Linked DNA regions of Homo sapiens: region 1 is linked to region 2. Evidence: chromatin loops called from intact Hi-C (ENCODE). Cell type or tissue: sigmoid colon. All regions are shown on one strand. Each heading gives the region's core, and the rest is flanking DNA. Links, peaks and the distances in the headings are about the cores only. Region 1 has its middle 56 kb from the start of LINC01601. Region 2 overlaps LINC01478 (long intergenic non-protein coding RNA 1478).

Region 1 (5,389 bases), core at 89-5,088, 90 kb before region 2:
AGCCCACAATGACCAGTATTCTGGTGTTTACTTAAAAGGACAGTGGCCATTGGCCAACATGCAAATGTGATTGATGTTGATGTAATAACAGCAGAAGAATAAAGGACATCTTCACTTTGTCTCTATTTAAGGGCAGCCTTCTGGAAGCAGCTCACTGCTTCACTGTGCTGTAATGTCATTATTGGTAAGTCTACTTCTGCCAGTCAGGAATGGAAGTGATTGAGGGATGCACGACTTTTTTTACGCTTCTCCACCCCAGTCCACCAACACACACACAGACACACACACACAAACACACACACACACTCTCACATATACCCACATGCACATACACATACACATAGAGTAGACCTTCACTGCTAATTATGGCATAGTTTTCATCTGGTGGAACAAAAAATGCCAGCCAAGTGAGTCATATTCTGATTTATTGAATAAACACTTTCCATGTGAGAAGCAGAGAGAAAAATGAAACCATTGCCTGTTAGAGCTGGAAAAGGCTAGTGTTTCCAACACACTGGATGGCAGTTCTAAGTTGGACTGGCTGCCGCAGGATCACCTGGGGGAACTTTATAAAGAAACTGGCTTCCAGGTCCACCCTTGGAAGTTTTCAGCCAAAGCTGTCTTAATGATGCTGAGTTTGACCAGTTTAGGCAATAACTGTTTTTTCCAATCCTTTACTTTTACAGCAAAAAACATGAAAGCCCCGGAAGAAGTGACTTGTCCAAGTTTCTTTGGGAGTAAGATGAAGAGCTGAGAGAAGGGAAAGGAATGAATACTTAGTAAATGTGAGAGTTTAATGGATGCCTTATTCAGGGCCCTACATATTTGGTTTTATTAGCTCGTTACCATGGCCTTGGGAGAGAGGCATTAGAGAAGAGAGATAACTGAACTGCTCTAAGTTGATATTATATTGGCATGCTATGCTTTAGTTCCTGAGCCTGGGTTCTGTTCTGTTCAGAACCTTTGCTGGTTATGTTTGACTCCGTAATTCAGTGTTGTGAACATCTGGCCTCTGAGTTGATAGAATAGGTGGTTAGTTGCAGGTCAGTCCCCTACAACTAACTTTATTTCAAAATATTTCAATAAATAATTATTGAGAAAATACTGTGTGTAAGGCGCAATGTTAGGAACTTGGAGGTGAACATGAAGGACACAGTTTTTGTATTTATAGAGACTACAGTCTTGAGGGTGCTATGATAAAAGAAGCTATGCAAATAAAATGTGATGAGAGTTATGCTAGGAGAAATAAGAAGTGCTTTGAGCATAAGTAGCAAGAAAACTTAACCCAGACTCACGGCCAAGGGAAGCCTTCCCAAATCTGACTGCTAGAAGATGAACAGGAGTTAGCTAGGTGAAAAATGGTGAAGCAGGAACATGGGCTCAGAGGGGGAGATGTTTCATAAGAGGAAACAGCATTTGTGAATTCCAGGAGTCTAGACATTGTGTGAAGAGTTCACATTTGACCAGTTCAAGGAACTGAAAGAACCTTATTATTTTTGGGAAGAGAGGAAGAGAGGCTAGATGTGAGGAGGTAGGAAGCCTCCAGATGGAGAAAAGCCACGAAAACCCCATTAAGGTCTTTGGATTTTATCCCAAAGCATTGCTAAGCCGCTGAAGTTTCCCAATCCTGTAAAAATGATCTGGGGATTAAAACCTGGGTGTAATGTAAACAGGTTTATAGTTTGGAAGATGCTTTGATGGCAGTACTAGTGATGGATAGTGGTAGATTGAGCTTGCAGGCAGGGATGCCAGTTAGGAGACTATTTCATTAGGAGACCAAAGCTGTGTTTGTTATTCATCCTTGGAGTTTCAGCACCTAGCACACTGCCAGGTAGCTAATACATACCAAGTAAATATTATTTGAATGAACAGATGTGGAAATAAACATTCATTGGTAAAACCATCCACCAAATATTTCTTGCTTATTCTGGCTTCTTCTCTTTGTTCAGTCTTTCCCCTTTCCCCAGGTATACATAGGTTTTTATTTTAAATCTACCTGATTAAATACTTACCACACATTTATGTTCAACTTAAGACTAGCTGCTTCTTGAAGCCTTTCAATTTTATTTATTTCCTACCCCGTTTAAACCTTCAGGACATTTTACAATGTATGATATTGTTCCATGTGGGTGAATTTTCAGCTGCTTCTTAATTTAATTCAGTATTTTTTTATATATGAAGGCAAATTATCTATCTATCTATCTATCTATCTATCTATCTATCATCTGTCTATTATCTGTCTTTAAGGCTAGGAGGCTTGGATGAGCTAGACTCTTTCATGTATGGTTATGAAAGTATACAATCCCTTCCTGAAAAGCAAATATGGTTATATATGCACACACATATATATTTCCATATATATATATACACACACACACACATATAATTTATATCACAATTTGCTTATACCGTTTGACTCAGAAATTTTTCTACCAGGAATCTCTGCAAAGTAAATTGGTAGAAATGACAATAAAAATGTACGGTCAAGTATATTTATCTCTGCCTTTTGTGATTTTCAGAAATTAGAGACAACCTAATTAAGCACGGGAAGAGGAGAGGTTAAATAAATCACACTATATTCATGTGTGAAATATGTAGAAATATGATTTTGGGGAAAGTTAACAAGGAATGGTATTTGAAACAGTGAAGTTATGAGCCAATAATATGGATTTTTTTCTATATATTCTAATATTTCTACAATTATAGTTAAACTACCAATACAAATATTATGTCAAACAACTATTTTCTGTTCTTTTCTACTGCAAATTGCCCATAGTTGGCAAATAGGACTACCATTCACCATTTAGAGAACTCTTCACACGCCTTCCTGGCAGCCACTGCAGAAAAAGAAGCAAGCTTCCAAGCCAGGCCCTTTGAAAGGAGGGGAGATGGCTTTCTCTTCCTCTTTCCTACTCCAGGCCAGCCTTTGGAGGGCTGCCATCCTCACATTTGACTGAGCCAAATCTTCAACCCACCTGTCCAAGCACCAGGCTGCTCACTTCTGATTTACCTCCTCTAGATGTTCTGGGGAGTGAAACGCTGACAGGCTGTGGCTATGGCACTGGATGACACAGCAACCTGGGAGTATCTCTGCACAGGATTCCAGAGCTGAGATTTGCCAAACTGTTCATCTTTTTCATCTTGGCAATTGTTTATGCTCTAAAACCAATTACTGCAGGCCAAATGCGCATCCTCTCTTCCTCTGAAGAATTATATTAGACCTGGTTCTTGTCTCATTCAACTGCATTGGAACATTCCTATTCCCATAAAGCTCAATCCATTGATGGCCTGTCCTACTTTGGTGGGAAACAAATGCTAGGAGAGTTGTTATCACATCCCATAAATGTCTGGGATGAAAGGCCCTGAAGTGCAAAGTATATTGTGGTTATCTCTTGGGTGGGGAAAAATCTCTCTAATGCAAAACAGCAGCGGCAACACAGCTAGATGGCAGGAACCTCTGTCAGGAACAAATTTCCTCATCCCTCTGGAAGACAATGACTGATTTCTCATAGGCCTCCCCTGACATGACACTAAGAGTGAAGATATTTGTTTTAGTGTCTCCCATCTGCAATGTTCTATAGGTCCCAAGTATATATTCTGACTGGCTCCCTAAAAGAAAACCAGGCAGCACATGCAGAGCTTGGACACTGTGCTGGACTGACTTTTCATGTTGTCTTAGAGAGAGAGTCTTGCTATATTGCCCAGGCTGGGCTCAAACTCCTGGCCTCAAGTGATCCTCCCACCTCAGCCTCCTGAGTAGCTCTGATTATAGGCATGGGCCACCATGCCTGGCTCTACACTGTTTTAAGATCTGTGAATATGTTACTTCCTTTAAGTCTCACAACAACCCTGTGTAGTAGGTACTATCATGATAATTACTTCATTTTGACTTAATTTTTTTAAGAGATGGGGTCTTGCTGTACTGCCCAGGCTGGTATCAAACTCCTAGCTTCAAGCAGTCCTCCTATGTCAGCCTTCCACAGTGCTGGGATTTACAAGCATGAACCACTGTGACCAACCACCTCACTTTACAAATGAAAAAAACTACGGCACAGAGAGGTTGACTGCCCAAGGTCACATAGGCCATAATTAAAGAGCAAGGATTCAAGTTCTGGCAGTCTGACCCAGGTCCCCACACTAACCACCATGCTATATTAAATTAAGACATGCAAAATGCTTAGAGCAATACCTGGCACACTGTGAGTACAAAATAAGTATTATCTACTATCAGTTCTTTTTAGTAATTCAGGGCAGTCACCAACTTTCTGTTTCAACTTGATATGCCCATGGAAGTGATTCAATCCTTTGAGGGGAATTGAAAAAATCCCATCAACCCAGAAATGAATGCATATTTAGCATCCTTGGGCTGGATACTCAGGGGCTATATATGAGAAGGAACTTAAAGTTGATACAGTCTTGAACTTCACAGACAACAGAAGTGCAAGATATGTCAAGCTGAGGTCCTCATCCTTGGCTCTACAATTTAGTGGACCTTCAAAACTCTTTGTTTTCTTCTTGATTCAAGGAAGTTACAGATAGGGGAGGATGAGGAGGCCAATGATGAATGAGAAATATCTACGCATAGCCTTTGGGGCACTTGGTTTTCTCGCCCATCACACACATATTTAATTCTTAGGCTGTACATTTTTTTATCCTATATTTTAATGAGATAATCTTTTTTTTTTTTTTTGAGATGGAGTCTCACTCTGTCACCCAGGCTGGAGTGCAGTGGCACGATCTCAGCTCACTGCAACCTCTGCCTCCCAGGTTCAAGCGATTCTCCTCCCTCAGCCTCCCTAGTAGCTGGGATTACAGGTGCCTGCCACTACGCCCGGCTAATGTTTTGTATTTTTAGTAGAGACAGGGTTTCACCATGTTGGCCAGGCTGGTCTCTAACTCCTGACCTCGTGATTCACCCACCTTTGTCTCCCAAAGTGTTGGGATCACAGGTGTGAGCCACTGTGCCTGGCCATGAGGTAATCTTTCGTTTGACAACCTTCTGATAGTAATTTAACTAAATTTCATGTGGAATATTAATAAATATATTTGCTCCAAGGTGGGACTGGGAGAGAAGCACACAGTGTTATACTCCCTCCACTCTGATACACAGTAGGGAATAATCAAGGTGAAGTTTGTGGTTTATATGAAAAACAGGTATGCACATACATCTATTACTTAACAATATGGGACAGACTATTGATTTAAATGCCATGAGCATAAGTAATAAGTGTTTTGGCATTCTATAGAATGACTACTTGATATGCCACAGATATGATTCATGAGAGATATTTTTCCTTGGTGGTAGCAGGTTTGGTGTACATAATAAAATGATTTTTTTTTTAAAGAGTTGCCTTGAGAAGAATTTTAGCCCATTCTTAAAGAAGGATTG
Region 2 (5,389 bases), core at 78-5,077:
AGACAGGAAGGACCTTATTTTTAAGTGAATTGTGATCCAAATAAAAATGATATTTTGAAACGAAAGAGGAGAGGGGTGAGATTTACATGGCATTAATGCATTGTTAATTTTGTCTTTTCAGATACCCAAGTGTCAAAATGTGCCTTGTGTTTTTTTGTTGCCAAATTCTGTATCTCGTTGTTTAATAACTGGAGCGAAGGATAGATGTGTGGGAGTGACGTCTTTGAAGGAAATACACCTATGTTAGTGGTTTAGGCTCCAGGAAGATGGGATAAGAGTAGCTTCAGCTTTAAGCAATTACATGGAAATACTTTGTTTCATAAGAAAATCAAGTGTGAACTATCACCTTGTCGTATCTATCATAATGGCTTGGTGTGTAGGTCAACTCTTATAGTAAATATAAGACTGTCTTGGAATTCCTAAATACTATATAGATACTAAGCATAATGCTGAACTCAGAATATCTAAATTTTAAGCTCAGATGATCTAAATTATCATTGTCATTTCAACTCCCTATTCTTATTCTCCCCTTCCTATTCTATCATCCAAGTAACTAATCATTGAATTAGACTTATAATCTAAAACAAAGGAGGTGCAGTTTTGCTTGGGTCTGTGCTACTCCAACCATATCTAAATAATTAAGTCCAGTTCTTAATGGCGTCATTTTAAAGTACATTGCTACCACTAGCAACGTGAATGGTAGAAAATATAACTGTTCAGTCAGAATAAGAAAAGACTATCTTTGGTTACTTAAATGACTTCTATAAAAGAGAATGTCAGGTGAAAAATAAACAATGTTTAAGAGAGAGTCCAGCAGTGGACTGGGTCTGACTGAAATGACTTTAAAGGATGTTTCTTTCTCCAGTCTTGACTTTCTATTTGGTTTCTGCAATTTTGAAATTCTACCTCTTGTTTGCAGTGAAGATGTCTATACAGAGGACCTTAATTGAGAAGTTTAACCTTATGATAGATCAGAATTCCAGTTCTTGGAGAAGACCACTTTATGAGTGAAGTGGGAAGACTGATAAATGTAGAGATGTGGGTGTCAGTGCACAACAATAAAATGGAGCTTGGGTGGGTCAATAAGGTCTATATCTAAAGTAGTGGATCTTAGTCATGAAAACAGTTACCCTGACAGCATCTGGGTTATTTTAGTGACATTCAGAGGAGTAGTACTGCCAGTAGTGGTATCAATAGTAGTAATAGTGGAGAGGACAAGCCAATGAAAAGAAGCTCATGATCTCAGATGCACATCCTGTCTGCATTATTCCCACTTCTGTTTTAAATCTAGGTTAATGCTCTGAAAACAGAGACACCCTTTTGAGCTTCAGATTCCATGGAGGTATGTGACCCTACCTAGATCTGGCATGCTTTCTAGACAGCCAGATTCTTTTGTTTCTCAAAAGACGAATCATGTGTCTATGTTTTAGTATGTCTATGTCCTACTATAGCTATGTAGGACATAGGCAAATTGAAATAGACTAAAGTCTATTTAAAACTACAGTACCCGGGCCGGGCGCGGTGGCTCACGCCTGTAATCCCAGCACTTTGGGAGGCCGAGGCGGGCGGATCACGAGGTCAGGAGATTGAGACCATCCTGGCTAAAATGGTGAAACCCCGTCTCTACTAAAAATACAAGAAATTAGCCGGGCGTAGTGGCGGGCGCCTGTAGTCCCAGCTACTTGGGAGGCTGAGGCAGGAGAATGGCGTGAACCCGGGAGGCGGAGCTTGCAGTGAGCCGAGATCCCGCCACTGCACTCCAGCCTGGACGACAGAGCGAGACTCCGTCTCAAAAAAAAAAAAAAAAAAAACAAAACTACAGTACCCTGGTGTAGAATTTACCACCACCAGTGGAGGTTTGAATGCCTAGGGATTCCAAAATCTGAGGCCTTCATGGACAGAATTATTTTGGAAATTGTTTTTGGCCCTGGCTTGGCTCTGTTTGTGTTTGTATGTGTGTATATTATGATTATGTTAATTCTCAGATTTCTGTCTGATGCTCCCTGTGTCTATCTGGATCTTCTGCTACTTAAAAACTTCACTCATTGTTTTGTTCTGTTTTATTATTTCCGTCAGTTCTTGGCTGTGCTGACCTGCAACTCTGAATCTTGTTCATTTTTAGATTTATGACATACACTGTTCAATGGCCATTGACACTCACCGTTTTCTCTCTGGTAAAGATTATTCTTTGTTGTATTTCAATGAGAGAAGAGACAGTGAGAAAGTCAGGACCTAGGATCTCAAGTCCCTAACTCTCAATTTTATCCAGTCACATAGCATGGCAAGAAGCAGATTTAAGAGAGAAAATGTTGAAGAGGAATAGGGAACACATCCATGGCTTATGTCTATACAGCTTTGGTACCAGACCTCACAACTGGGCTGGGCTGTGTCTGAGGGCTCAGTAGCAATGACTAAATACAGCCATCCTGGTTCCCTTCCCTGAACCTTGATGATTTAATATTCTGACAATGAGAAGCAGCAGCAAACACAAAACAGAGGAAAGCTCATCCAGGCATGTGTTTCTTCTCAAAGTATCAGCAGCTGGTTTAGATCTCCATTACCTGCCATTTTTTCATCAGTTCTCTTCCTGGTCTGGTTAGATTGCAAGTGTCAGGACTCCTCACTAGTGGAACGCATCTCAGGCTAGATTCATATTAACCCTCAATATATTTCTGAGAAACAGATTTTCAGAAAGATGACCAAAAAGCAGGTTCCATAGAAGAAACGATACCTAATAACACAAGAGTTTTTAACCTTCATGATATCATAAACTCTGGGGCCTGGCTGGCACCTAGATGGAAAAGTACAACTGGCCTTAAACCATGCCAGTGTTCCTCCTTCCCAGAGCTTAGCCTGGAATGAAATCTTGAACTACTGTTAGTGAGTGGCTTGTATTGGTTCTACTAACTAAGGCCAGATTCATATAACTACGTAGTTTAAAGATGCTGTCCACTGAAGATTTTGTGCCATATTAGTCATGTTCTGTTTTATTTTGCTGGTCACATATTGTGAACATGTTTGAGTATGACCAGAGAGCAAGGGATATTTCAGAGGGGAGAGAGTGTCAAAAAAGAGTCAATATCTAAATACATGTTTTTGCTATCTGTAAAAACAATTTCTTTCGGAAAAAGAAGCAAATAACTAAACCCCAGAATGTGCAAGTGGGTGATTCATATATTCCATAGAGTGAAAACGTTAAATTCTGAAAGCCTTTAGGCTGTGATTTTCTTGTCTTTCCTTGTAACTTAAAATAGATGGAGGAAAAAGACAGCAGAGAGAAGGAGGGGGAGTTAAATGAATCAAGAGGGGGACTGTCAAAGCTGCTATAAAGTCTGCAGGAAGGCAATAGCAGTAAGGAAAAGTAAAAAGGCTACAGTCATAAAGATGATGGCATTTGTGAAGCAGCGGAAAGAAATGTCAGGAGGGGTGCTCTCTAAATCTGAATAATATAGGACTTAGACATTTCACATTCTAAATTATTTTATCAGTTCAACCAATCCAGCTTCTACTACATTTTGCATGTGCAAATAATTGGGTGCTTCAATAAAAAGCCTTAGGTAATTCATTTATTCTATTACATGATATTACCATCAAGTATTATTATCACTATTTTAGATTGGGCTAGGTATGTTTCATAAGATTAGCTTTTAAGTTTATCAAAATTTGGTAATCCTCTAAGACAGTGATTTTCTAACCTGGCTGTGCTTTTGGATTGCTTGCATTTTTTAAAAATATGAATTCTCAGGGGATACCCAAAATCTGCATTTAAAATTCAGAATATCGGAGTGATACATCTGGGAACTGGTGACATGATCTGCCACCTTTGGGAGCCATGATTCTAAAACAATGTAAAGAAATAAATCTATTAGTCAATATTTTGTCAATGCTATAAAAAGAGAAAATACATATTAAAATATTTACAACTTCAATATTTAAGGATTTAAACAAATGAGCATACAAAAGAATAATTATTTTGCTTTCCATATGTGCCCGATGATAAGGTATGTAAATTGTGATGAGGTCAGTTTTGGTTAACATAGGTGTCCAATAAATACCTATTGGAAAAAAGACAGTTATGAATATATTAAAAGAGGATAAAAATAGGACTTATAAGTTAAAATGAAAAGGAATAAGCAGCATCACTAGACTAGAAATCAGAAGAAGTGTTCTCAATGTCATCTCTAAACTAGAAACTTGCTCAGCTGCTTCTTCTGTAAAATAAGTCAACTGGTTTAAAAAACCTCTAAGTCTCTTCAACTTCTAACATTCTATAATTCCATGATTCTAGAGACCATTGTATTTTAGAGGCAATATGTAATGAAATAATACATTCATTTGATATCTGAATATATTTTAATATATTTTAAATTACCTCTTGGCTTTTATCAATAATCAGCATTACCTTACTTCAGTGATAAAAATGCCATTTCTTTACACTCCATCCAAGCTTTGAAGCAAAAGCCTCCGGGAGAGGTGAGCGTGTTTTTCAGTTATAGGTGATTAATGGCCAAGCTCGGTGGCTCATGCCTATAATCCCAGCACTTTGGGAGGCCAAGGTGGTGGGTGGATCACTTGAGGTCAGGAGTCTGATACCAGCCTGGCCAAAATGGCAAAATCCCGTTTCTACTAATAATACAAAAATTAGCCGGGCCTGGTGGTGTGAGTCTGTAGTCCCAGCTACTCAGGAGCCTGATGCATGAGAATTGCTTGAGCCTGGAAGGCAGAGGTTGTAGTGAGCTGAGATCACGCCACTGCACTCCAGCTTGGGCAATAGAGCACGACCGCGTCTCAAAAAAAAAGTCCTTAATGATTCTGCTGCCCGTCTTCAATTTTCTGGGTTTTCATGTTTTTTTTTACTTATTATTTCATTCACACACTGATTCAACAATGTTGAGTGAATACCTAAAAGGTGCCACAGTTGTACTAGGTACTAAAGAGATAAGGGAAAGTAAAATCAAGGGTAGTCTTCATTCCCTCAGAGCTTTATGGGCTAGTAGATAAAGAGATGTTAATCACATACTTTTACAATCCGTATTAAATTTCCAGCCATTCTGAAGGAGGAAGGGCATTTAACCTATGAATTAAGAGTCAGCTGTGTTTTCAGATGGGTAGAACTGGACTAGGTCAAGAGAGATAAGAAAACTCGAGGGAGAGGATCACTTATGTGAGAAAGTCCAGTGGTTGAAAGCAACATGGAAAGTATGAAGGATTTTTAAAAAAGGCTGAGAAGACGAAGGACGGGGAGCAAGACGGAGATGTTTTACAATTAGGTGTGAGTAGTTGTTAAAGGAAGGACCATGTAGAGCCCTGAAGACCTTGTGAGATAGTCATCTGTGCTGTTGGCTAAATATTTGCTGCATTCCTTTTGAGCATAGGCTAGGATCATACC

The links. A loop is a pair of places that touch in the nucleus more often than their neighbours do. Peaks named below come from ENCODE experiments on the same cell type or tissue, not always from the same donor. Only the 100,000 strongest peaks of a DNase experiment are listed, where the experiment ranks them.
Region 1: a loop joins it to region 2, with 6 times the contacts of the local background. A loop is called at or near these places in 1 of 110 quality-filtered maps.

Annotation. Positions count from the first base shown.
Region 1 is chr18:44,584,927-44,590,315 of GRCh38, reverse strand. No RefSeq gene overlaps it. Among named protein-coding and RNA genes, the nearest start is that of LINC01601, 56 kb to the right of the region's middle. In sigmoid colon, for the core only: no CTCF peak of the experiment used is centred there; a DNase peak (open chromatin) is centred at 2,965; H3K27ac peaks cover 204 bases.
Region 2 is chr18:44,495,383-44,500,771 of GRCh38, reverse strand. The region is part of intron 2 of LINC01478 (long intergenic non-protein coding RNA 1478); the gene reads left to right. Among named protein-coding and RNA genes, the nearest start is that of LINC01478, 34 kb to the left of the region's middle. In sigmoid colon, for the core only: no CTCF peak of the experiment used is centred there; DNase peaks (open chromatin) are centred at 2,391 and 2,791.